Regions from separate parts of the Mus musculus genome. Here region 2 is linked to region 1. The links are chromatin contacts, found by Hi-C or POLR2A ChIA-PET in ENCODE. All regions are on one chromosome and are shown on one strand. Each heading gives the region's core, a stretch centred on a gene start or an enhancer-like site at or near the end of the contact. The rest is flanking DNA. Distances are from core to core; before and after follow the strand shown. Region 1 holds the start of Il34 (interleukin 34). Region 2 holds the start of Aars (alanyl-tRNA synthetase).

Region 1 (5,894 bases), core at 1,750-4,249:
AATGCAAGCCCAGTTGAACTCATTTCTAAATTGCTTTGGCCACGGCGTCTTACTGCAGCAATGGAAAAGTAACTAAGAAGGACGTGAAGGATGGCTTTGCTAATTTGAAGGGCGAGGAGGCCTGAGCCTGAGGGTCACCCAAGGAGGCTTGACCATCCAGCTTTTCTCAGGAAAGGCAGGGGATTAAAATTAAAAAGAAAGAAGTCTAACAAAATGAGTCAGCCCTTGTCAGCCACCCAGCCTTAATTCTGTTCAAAGGGCAGAGAACATGTCCTTCCCAGACCTTGTCATCCTGTTCAGCTTAGTAATGGCCCAGGGAAAGTCCCCGACTGGAAGAGCCCTTTGGAAGCTTCCGAGGCATGAGATATGCTAGAAGCGTCATTCATGCCACCTGTTTCCCAATATTCTTTCTAACCTCTATTTTATATTCAAATCAAGGTACAGAGTCATTACTTTCAGGGAATGTTCAAGATCAGCCTGCTGTGCACATACAAGCCAAGTCATTAAACACGATGCAACATTGGTCCCAATTCTTTCCTGGAAAAAAAAAATCCCCTGAGAGTAAAAGTCCCCATCTACCACACTGGAGCATCAGGGGACCAGAAATGAATAACTATGTCCTGTAATAGCACGAGGGAGCTAACCCACGTACAATACTAGCACTGTCACAAAGATGTCCTTGCCCTCTGCCCCAGGTATTTATTCTAGGTGGAGAATAAGCTCTGGGGAGGAGGCAAAATGAACAGCAAGGCTAAAAAAGATCAAAAGAAGATATTTTGGCTGAGAAAATGAACCCATCTGTCTTTTGTTTTGTTTGTTTGTTTGTTTGTTTTGTTGTTTTTGTTTGTTTGTTTTCTTGAGACAGGGTTTCTCTGTGTAACGCTGGCTGTCCTGGACAGCACTCTGTATGTAGACCAGGCTGGCCTCGAACTCAGAAATCCGCCTCTGCCTCCCACGTGCTGGGATTAAAGGCGTGCGCCACCACCGCCCGGCTTGAATGCATCTTTCTACCTGTCTCTGATGTTTGCTCTGGTACCTTTCCCTGAAGCTTTGACAAAGACAGATGTTTACTTGTGGTGGCTCATTGCCAACTCTGCACAGGTGTTCTCGTTTCCATGTCACAGGAAAGGCACTTGAGGTGTATGTAGTGAGAGCCCATGGCCTGCCAGACCCAGCAAGAGGTGCAAAGCGCACGGGATCCATCAGCTTAGCTGAGGCTCACTATGCTGCACCACATGTTTCCCCTGCAATCCACCACAGCAGCTGTGCAGTGGGGACCAGGAGAGGCACCTACAGGCTTCCTGAGGTCTCTCTCTGCTCCTCCTGAGACCTCCTAGGTCTATGCTGTGGAAGGCGGCTGAGGTGGCGTGGCGGTTTGAATATGTTCATTGAGATGGAATTTATTTTCACAGTCCTCCACGGAGGCCAAGTTGCTGGTTGCAAAAACATTCTAAGAACAACTGAACTTCACTGGGACCAAAGACATTCTGAGATGAGTTTGTGAATGTGGCCAACGCCACGTAGATTGTTAAAATAATGGTTATTGCCAGGTGTAGAGGCAGATGCAGGCAGAGTTTGAAGCTAGCCTGGTCGACATAGCAAGTTCCAGGGCAGCCAGGGCTATACAGTAAGACCCTGTTTAATTAAAAAAAAACAAAAACAAAAACCCGGGCAGTGGTGCACACCTTTAATCTCAGCACTCGGGAGGCAGAGGCAGGCAGATTTCTGAGTTCGAGGCTAGCCTGGTCTACAGAGTGAGTTCCAGGACAGCCAGGGCGACACAGAGAAACCCTGTCTCAAAAAAAAAAAAACCCAAAACAAAAACAAAAAAACCCAACAACAACAACAAAAAAAAACCCAAAACAAACAAACAAAAAGCAAAGTGTAAAAGTAGAAGCACTTCATTATAATTTCTAAAACACTGGCTCACCTATGCAATCTCTCTCTCTCTCCCTCCCCCCTCTCCGTGTGTATGTGTGTGTGTGTGTGTGTGTGTGTGTGTGTGTGTGTGTTGCAATGCAGAGGGCAGAGAATCACTTTATGTGCCATTCCTTTAGTCACTGCCCACCTTTCTTTGAGACAGGGTCTCTCATTGGCCTGGAACTAGCCAAGCAGGCTTGACTGCCCAGCCTGCAAGCCCCAAGAATCCACCTGTCCCCACCTCCCCAGCACAGGGATTACAAACATGCCACCATGCCCAGTGTTTCTTCACACACGTTCTAGAGAAAGAACTCAGGTCCTCAGCACCCTGCAAACACTTCTCTCCCTGCCCTGTGTTTTCCTTTCTTTTAAAGTTTTTTTTTTTTTTTTTAATTTGAGGCTGGCCTTGAACTTGCTAAGTAACCAAGGGTGACTAATTCTCCCACCTCCACCTCCCATGTGCTGGCATTCCAGAGTGCCTCACCATGCCAGCTAGCCTCAATTAATTTTTGACAAGGAAGTTTATACAAGTAATAATTCATGCACATGGCACAATAAGGTATAAAGAGCTAAAGCAATGTTCAGTTCCAGGAAGCCAAAAGCACTCAGAGATTGCATTTGCCAACTGACAGAACCAGGACGGAAGCACAGGTAAGTCAATTTGATAAGTTATACAGCTCTATTTTTCTCCCGCAAGGCTGCGAAATCATTGGATGAAAAAAAATTAAAAAAAAAAAAAAACCCCGCAGCAGAGTTCATACCATTTCAGAGCTTCTTAGCCAGCACCTTATCGACTGGGGCTCAAGTCTCTCTGCCTGTTAAATCGGCCCTCAGAGACTGCGACGGGGAGGGAGCAGCCTTGTGAAAGAAACCCATCCATTCTGCTTACCTGCTCACCTGCCAGGATGTGGGCTTCTACAGTCGCCGTCGCCGGAAGCTTTGAGCAGCTCAAGGCCTGGAGCAGGTGCCTTGGGGGCTGTGGCAGTAAATGCTGTGTGGGACAGGCTGTTGTGTGTTCAGCCTACAGTCTTCTCGGAGGGCGGGGGACACACGCTACAGCAGCTCAGATTTGTTTCTAGAACCGGAGCTAACAAGGGCAGGGTGGGGCGGGGCCACATGGCCCCAGCCTGTCTTGGAGTGTGGAGTAGGAGGGAGCATCAAGCACAGTCAGTCAAGGCAAGGGGACAGCCCTGAGGGTGAATATGGGGTGTCTCTAGAATCTGGGGTATCTTTAGTTTCTATGTAGATTGAACTGGTTTTTAGGGGAAAATTCCAGGTCCTCTCTTTAATACCTGGAATACCTCTTTCATTACAAAATTGAGTACAGCTGATGGGACCTAGGAGAGGTTTTTTTTGTTGTTTTTTTGGTTTGTTTGTTTGGCTTGTTAACCTGTCTACAGACAAGACCTGAGCGCAGGGAGGTAGTTTACCCAAGAACACACACAGCTGCTTACTGAGGTCTAACACCAAAGCCTGAGACAACCCTCATGGGAACCTCTGAAGACTCTGAGCCACACCTGCAGACATAGCCACTTTTGCTTTCCTGGTAATAGTGACAAGGCCCTGTGCAGCTGGGACAACATCTCTTTCTTTGCCAACCTTTTAGTATCCCAGTATAGCCCAGGCTAGCTTCAAATTAGTCTAGAGATTGACTTTATAGTGCTATGATTATAGGCTTGTGCCACCACTCTTCCCTAATTTTATGACTGTCTTTGGAGTAGTTACAGGTGGTGACTTCCATCCCCTGAAAGATCCTTCAGCTCTTCCACCTAGACATAGCAATGGTAGTGGTGGTGTTTTGAAGGCATCGTTATCAACAAGGGAGGAAGACTAGCTTTCCTCAACTTAAACACAGCCTCTCTCAGTAAAGGGCCACTCAAGGGACTCCACACAGCTTAGTCTGGGAATGCTGATCTGGACACAAGGGCTTGCCCTATTCTAAATGCTAATGAATGGTGTTGTTCAAGAAAGGCGTTCTTAATTAGATTGAGAGAACTGGATTCCCTGAACTTGCAGGAAGACAATGTGCCCACACTGGTATGCACCCAGCTAACTCTCCATCCCCCCTTGCAGTGGCTACTGGGACCACACCACAAAGGCCCTCCACAAAAGCTCTGTCAAGGCTATCCTGTCAGACAGAAGAGGTAGAGATGGGGACACAGCCACAAGATGCCACTCTTCAGAGCCTCTGGACCTGGTGTGCTGTCCTTTCTTTCCTCCAAGTGCTCAATTTATAGGCTGCTGATTCAGGATGAAGATGGCATCAGGTCTTGCAGAGCTCAGGACAGCCAACCCTCCTGTTACCACAGCCACACTCAAGTAAGTCATCAGACTCCACTGTCAACTGCTTTTCCACAGATTTCTTTGCCACATGGCCTCTTGCAGATGTTTCTCCAAGCTTCACGAGCAAAGCTGCCTTCTCTAGTTACAGCCTGGCCTACCTAAAGGCCAGAGTCCCCAGTGTGTCTCTCGGACAGCACCAGTCCCTGAAGCCCGTAGTAAATATTAGCACTTGTCCCATTCACACACGTTACTCCGGCCTTTCAAAAGGAGTCTATGAAACTCTTCCTAAACCTTATCAAAGACCAACTCTTGGGCTGGCGAGATGATGCAGCCAGTAAACGAACTTGCTGCCAAGCCTGAAAACCTGTTTGATCTGAAAGTCCCACATGGAAGAGACTATGTACATGTCTATATATGCCCACTAAGTAAAATGTAAAAACAAAACCCAACAAGGGAAATCTCAACAATTAGTCTCTCAGAAGGGGCTGTGCCTGCTGGGTGGCTCTGTGGGTTGCAAATGTGAGAGCCAGGAAAGGGCCAGAAACAGAGGCTGGCCACCTCTGGATTCCGGCAGGGTATGGTGAAGACAGCCCTTCAGCCACCTCAAGGCAGATGTTCATCTGTCTGTTTTCTAAAGCTGTAACTTCCAAACTCAACTAATGCTTGCTGTTTTGCTTTGAACAAACACTAGTCACAGCTAGTGAGGTTTAGGTCTGATTACACCAGACTCAGAAATACTCAAAAGGATCTTGGGTGGGTTACCAGGTGTCTATTCTGATACCTAGACAAGTTCTATGTTTGAGCTGGGTCAAGAGCCATGGTGACACGTTTCTATGTTTCTTCTCATTTCCCAATGTGACACATTGACTGTCAACCCTGCCTCTGCTTTTAGACTTGGGATTTCCTGGGTCCCCCCACCCCACAAGTTCCCAAGCTTTCTGACCTGAGGAAATCAGACATGGCCCTAAGTTCTTCTAGGTTCAAGGCTTCAAGACTATGCTCACGGTCCCGAGTGGGGGAATGTCAGGTTATCCACACCCTCCCCTCCAACCTAGGGATAGCATTTCCAATGCTGGCTTTTCAAGTTTCCCAAGAAACAGCTCTGCTGGCTTGTGCTGTCTTCAGTTCACTAGAACTCAGGACCCCAAATACAAAAACCAACAGCCACAGGTCTAAGTGCTCACTGAATTGCTACCATGTGCCCCACACTGAACAATCTGCTCTCCCACAGCATTTTTTGAACAAGCTTTCAAGATATTAATCTTAAGCATGCATAAACTTAAAATATACACACATATACAGTATTTCATATGTAGATGAGGGACTGGGTGACTCATGCAAACACGGCATTTCTACTTTGAATAGAAAACAGAAGCAAGGAATTAACAGATCCGGAAAGCCCGGGTGGATGAAAGAAAAAGATACCTCAGCATTTCCGGCTCTCAAGAAAGGCTGGGAGCAGCCAACATCCTGGCTATCAGCCCTCTCTCTCTCCCTGTGAGCCAGGGAACCAGGAGTTCCACCCCCAGCTCCAGCAGATGTCCTGCTAGCAATACATTTTATACAAACCCAAAACAGCAACATTCCAGGAGCAGGCCAACTAGAACCCCCTCCCCACAGGAATGCTATTCTTGGCAAGAGATCTTCCAAAGGAAGCAACATCTGCAAACCCTCTGCCCCGTGAGGTCAGG
Region 2 (5,894 bases), core at 976-3,475, 230 kb after region 1:
CTCACACCAGTCAGGGGCAGGGAAAGTGGATTCCGAGCTTGGGCTTGGGCTCGGGCTCGGGCTCGACCTCGACCCGGCCAGCAGCTCCGGCCATCGCGGCGCAACATGGCGGTTAGGCTTCCCCAACGGCCACTCACAATCCAAACCAAGCCGAAGCTCCATTGGCTGAGCCTTTGAAGTTGGCTCCTCCCAGCCAATCATAAGAGGGGCACTGAACGGCTCTTGCTTACGCATGCGCACTGAGCATGTTCTCTCCAAAGACCCATAGATGCCTTCTCCAGGTCACTTGAAGTTTCAAGTTGTCATTTGTTGTTGAATTGACCTATGAATAGAAATTCCTTCACAGGAGTAGTGTCTACATTTTAAGAAATACTGATCCTGCCGGGCGGTGGTGGCACACATCCAGTGCTCTTAACCACTGAGCCATCTCTCTAGCCCTCTGCTCATCTCTTTATGACACCCTGGGCAAACTGGGCGTGGTGACGCACGCCTTTAATCCCAGCACTCGGGAGGGAGAGGCAGGCGGATTTCTGAATTCGAGGCCAGCCTGGTCTACAGAGTGAGCTCCAGGACAGCCAGGGCTATACAAGAAAAACCCTGTCTCGAAAAACAAACAGACAGACAGACAGACAGAAAAAGAAAAGAAAAGAAAAGAAAAAAGAAAAGCTGATCCTGTTGCAAGGGCCTTTAACCTAGCACTTGGGAGGCAGAGGCAGGCAAATCTTTGTGAGTTCAAGGCCATCCTGGTTTATTTGTTGAGTTATTTGATAGCCAGGGACTATGTAAAAACAGAGGAAAAAATAAAAATAAAAAGACAAGGTCTTGGTATATAGCTGTGAACAAAAACTGGAAAGAGACTATACTATGTCTGTGGATACTAATTGACTGATTAGATCTGAGGTCAGTACTGTGAAGACAGGAATGTCGTAAGCTCACAGGCTAATTGAATTTGTCTTGGACTAGTTCTGGCCTTCTGAAAACAACCATTCTTTGTCCATTTCTGTGTTTGAACTAATAAAGTCTTGTACTAACAGATAGAAACCATTTGGAATCTATTAACTTACCAGACCACTGGCTTCCACCATCCAAAAAGCTAAAGATGCCATCAGATAACATCTTGGGTCTATAGAAAAGCTTTCCATCTTGCTATAGTCGCCTTTCAGATATAACCATCACTATATTTTAAAATTACCTTGACTTATGACTCTCTTTGTTCTGTAAAGCTGTACATCATGAAAAAGTTTTCGTGTAATTTGGGGTTTCCTCATCTGTGAAAAAGTGGTACTAGCAGACCTGATAATACAGTTTAAAAATTAAACGGTGTGTGAACTTTTTAGTGTGATGCCTTACCTATAGATTTTAGGTTTTGTGTGTGTTATTTTGAGACTGTGCCCAAGGCCCAAGGGTAGCCTTAAGCTCTGATCCTCTTGGCTCTCAAGTGCTGGGACTATGGATGTGCGTCACCGTTGTAGGCGTTTCCTAAGAATGTTGACTTGTTTTCTAAAGCAAACAGAGGGACAGATGTCCTTTAACTTGGGTTACGTCATTTCTTCCTCTTCAAAATCAAGACCCGAATTTCTTCTTATTGGGACCTGAAGGACAAATATAAAGCTATGCCTAATGTCACAGGACTGTACTGCCTCCTACTCCGGAGGCTAAGACAAGAGTGAAAAATTCAAGGCCAACCTGGACAATTTATCCAGACCCTGTCTCAAAGAGAGAACCGGACGTATCAGTCAGTGCCAAAGCGCTTCGGCGTGGTTGAAGCACTTATTTCAGTCCAGGGTACCGTTAAAGAAGGCATGCCGATCTATACGCGATAACAATAAGAACATTTGATTGGTGCACACCTGCAAGACTGGCAAATCCCCTGATTTCAAGACCACCTTGCTCCGTTTCAAAAGGCCGAAAAACGAACCTTTGAGGTACGTGTATCACTTTGCAGTTAAACAGTTCTATGCCAAAATCTGTGATCGCCACCAAATTCATGTTTTCATTCCTCTTGTTAACTGTCAACTATTAGGGCTTTGCCAATAGAACCCAAAATGTCTGCCTCCTGAAGCCAATAGTCAACCCTGTCACGTGACACTCCATGTCCTAGCTTTCTTGAGCATTGCATCAGCCGAGCCCAGGAGCCTTCCCAGAAACCGGCTTGTTAGCTCATTCGCGCTCCGAATGATTGGCATGCCAGTGGACCAATCATATCAGAGGATGACAAGGCGTAGCGGGTCACTTTTCATCAGAGCGCTCTGATTGGATGGTGAGGTACGGCTCTGGCACCGGTTGTGGCGGGTGAGTATAGCTTCTTGTGCGCATCTGAGGGAGCAGGTAACTGCCGGCGAGTGGCGGTGGGCTCCGGGCAAGGAAGGACCTGGGGACCCGGACCCTCGGGAAAAAAAGCAAGTGAGCCCCGAGAGCTCTACGAGAAGAGCCGGCGCTTGGAGGGGGAGGGGCAGCTGCAGCGGGCTGCCGGGCGGTCCCGCCCCTGGCCTGGGTCAGGACCCGGTCTCCGCAGGAGCCGGATCTCGAGAGTAGCTTTTGCTATTCCCTCGGAGCACTGAGAGTGGTGTGGTTTCTGGTGGACTTGCAGAGGACCAAGACCTTGGGAAGATCGCGGTTGCTCTTCAGTCGCCACCCAGAGCTAAGGGTTTGTCTCCTCTAATTTTAATCTCTTAGGGGGTTAGGGAACCAGGCCTGAAGAGCAGGGTGACTAAGATAAATGGAGTCTCTCTAAGAGGCATCTTCATTCATTCTTTATTAGGTTCTCACACCTTACCCCAGACTGGCCTGAACTCAACTCTGTAACCCGGGCTGGCCTTGAACTCGCGGCAGTTCTCCTGCCTCAGCATTTCAAGTGCTGGAATTACAGGCGTGAGCCAGCACTCCAGACTCGCTTCTTTCTGTTGCTGTTTTGAGACAGGGTTTCACTATGTAGACCAGGCTGGTCTCGACTCACAGAGATCTTCAAGAGTGGTGGGACCAAAGGCGTGTGCTACGACCCTCGGCCCGATTCGATTCTTAAAAACAGAATAGTTGATACCTTCAGGTTCACCCGAACAAATATATTCAGCAATTTTTTCAAACAGTCTAAGTTTCCTGGTGTGCTTTGGAGTATGTTAGTGCAGAGCATGCTATTTACAGATTAGTATAATTAATCATGAGCATGGGTGACGACCACTTTACTAGATACTGAAAATACACTGTAACGGTGAAGTGAAGCCAGCCAGGATTCCTACTGAGATGTAACATAGACTGTGATTGGGAGGTGAGCATTAAATAGTCACACCAAATAAATCATTTGAGGCTAGGAGACAGTATAAAGAGGAGAGACCTGGTGAAGAAAGGAAAGGTTTGCTTAAGTATGTTTCTTTGTGATTGATCAAAACGACCTCATTAGGAAGAAGGGAAAGGAGAGGCCAGGCAGAACGGCTAGCTTGTAAATGGAAATATGTTACAAGGTCCTGTGGCTGAAGTCACCTTGTAATTCAAGGCCCTGGGTCTGGCCCCAAGCTTGCAAATACAAACAAATAAATAAAAGTTCTGAAGGCCTTTTAAGCCCCTGCTGGGATGTACTGTTTTCGGACCTGCCTCTGCTACAGACGTGTTATGTATATTGAGGAAAGAACAAGTTTTAATGTTGGAAACTTTATTTATTTATTCATTTATTTATTTATTTATTGGGGGCTGGGTCTCTGACCTGGAAACCTCCAACCCTCCATTTTCCTTCCTCAGCCTCCCGAGCTCTGGGATGGTCAGAGTGGGGACACAGCTTTCAACAGCCTTCAGTCTTCATAGGGTAATGGACATGTTAGATCCCAGTATACAACTCTGGTGTAGTCTGTATGTAGTGGCCACCCTATGGGGGCACTGGTTCTCCACTGGCTCTTAGCACACAGTCCTCATTCATTACTTAGGCAAAGGTGGGAGGTTCAAGTGTGCTCTAGAAAGTAATGTTCCCTCAGCTTGTCTGTGGAGAGAAGCAGGTTGTTTTCTTCAGCAACAATGACTCTAAAGGTAAAGTCGAACTGTAGCCATTGTTAAGGAGGGCTGAAAAGAGAAGGCGGTGTGACAAGATTTCTGAAAACCTTGACTCCTTATGGTGACTAGCAAGATCCTGTGGGAATGCAAGTCCATCCCCACCCCCCACCCCACCCCTCCACACACACTCAGCCTGTGTCACCATCTTTTTGCCCCTTTGGGGCTTCTGTCAGAGTGATAGACTAAGTTGTAAGTAGATCATTTGGAGTTGTGGTTGGCTGAGTCAGGATGTCATGTGCTTTGCGGGTGTGTTTAAAAACTCTGTGCTAATGGGCGTAAAATAGTGTCCAGTTCAATAACTTTTTTTTGATGCTCACAAGGTCCTGTTCCACACAGACACTAAACTCAAGCTAAAGTGGTGCAGTTAAGTTTAGAGCTGGCTCTAGAATTCTAGAGATGTTTAGATGATGTCAAAAATGAGACAGTTCTCATTTGTCAGGACACCCAGCACTGCAGAGCACTACAGCACTAGACGCCGATTGGTGCACTCCAACCAAAACCTGTCATCCCCACCTTACACACTCCCTGCCTTTCAGGGACCTGAGGGTGCACATAAAAACGTTTTGACGCTATAAAGTTGTCTTTTCTCAACCTCTGCCTCTTCTGAGTCCCCGGACTCGTTCTTCCAATAGCATACTCATTTCGAAATGATGCTGTATACAGATAGCCCCAGTTCTTCGTAATATCATGGCTAGAACCCGGCTCTTTCCCAGCTAGGGCTCTGAAGGTTTAGGCTACGTAGAGGTTGATGCATTCTTGATACTTTAGGGTGGTCCATGGCACAGATGGGCTTATCCCTGGGTTCATAGCCACTGACACAAGTGTCAGCCCAAACCTGGCACCTGTGCCTTTGGGGATATGGAACTTTGGACAAGCCTCAGCCTGTAGGTTAACAAAGAGCTTGGAAGCTCCTCAGAGGCCAGTGGGTACAGACTCCCCTTTTGTTGAGGTGACCCTTGCCGATTCCTAGCCGTAGGTACTCAGTGCGTATTTGGTTAATGAATGAAACCATGAAGAAGAGCCTTGCTTTGCTTGACGGGTCAACAGGGGGAAGACAGCCGGGGCCAGTCTGCTGAGGCAGCAAAGATTTCCCAGTGAGGGTGACTGTAACCTGGGACATTGCAACAGGAAAGTTTTAGGATCAAAGAAACAGCTAACCTATTTGACTTGGCTTGAGACGACACGAGTCTTGTGTAATCCCCACTTTTACTTTTATTTCCCTAACTTGCCGTCGTCATTCCTTCTTCCTTTTAGTTCCCGAGGAGACTTTCCGAAATGGATGCCACTTTAACAGCACGAGAGATCCGAGAGCGGTTTATAAATTTCTTCAGACGAAATGAGCACACCTATGTCCACTCTTCCGCCACCATCCCTCTGGATGACCCCACTCTGCTCTTCGCCAACGCTGGCATGAACCAGGTAAGGGTCGTCTTCCTCCTCTCTGCCTGCCTGGCTGGCTGAGGGCAGCAGAGCTGCCGGAAAGCACAGCCTGGGCTGTATAAAGTAGCAGGTAAACTCGAGTGACTTTCCGTGGTGAGCCCGAGTTTCTGTGTGATGGTTAGAAGCCAGAGGGGCTGGGAACATGGCTCCCACATTCGGCCAAGGAGTTCATTTTTAAATGAGTCTTGGAAAGACTCTTTTCTTTTATGGTCTTTGAGATCAAGAATTTGATAGGCCCAGTGATAGCCCTGGTATAGTGGTGAAAGGTTTAATCTTAGCAATCAAGAGGCAGAGGCAGGTGGCTCTCCACTAAAAAGGTCATAGGGAGTTCCAGGACAGCCAGGGTCACGAAGGAAGGAAGGAAAGAGGGAGGGAGGGAAGGAAGGGAAAAAGAAAGGAAAGGAAAGGAAAAAGGA

The links. Hi-C counts contacts between places; a loop is a spot of excess contacts on that map. ChIA-PET counts read pairs that join two places held with the same protein, here RNA polymerase II (POLR2A).
Region 2: POLR2A ChIA-PET joins it to region 1 with 18 read pairs in embryonic stem cell. The contact joins the promoter of Aars here to the promoter of Il34 in region 1. A Hi-C loop is called at or near these places in 4 of 37 maps with a recorded cell type or tissue (T-helper 17 cell, mouse embryonic stem cell and regulatory T cell). POLR2A ChIA-PET finds 5 or more read pairs at or near these places in 4 of 5 experiments (Patski and embryonic stem cell).

The regions. Positions count from the first base shown.
Region 1 is chr8:110,802,925-110,808,818 of GRCm38, forward strand. It overlaps Il34 (interleukin 34), which reads right to left and starts at 3,000. Exons shown (of 7, transcript NM_001135100.2): 1 at 2,810-3,000. Gm15895 (a long non-coding RNA gene) reads left to right here and starts at 2,272. Exons shown (of 2, transcript XR_003947455.1): 1 at 2,272-2,571; 2 at 3,994-5,894.
Region 2 is chr8:111,031,617-111,037,510 of GRCm38, forward strand. Aars (alanyl-tRNA synthetase) reads left to right here and starts at 2,226. Exons shown (of 21, transcript NM_146217.4): 1 at 2,226-2,647; 2 at 5,293-5,457. The coding sequence starts at 5,314. It also overlaps a transcript of Ddx19b not described here.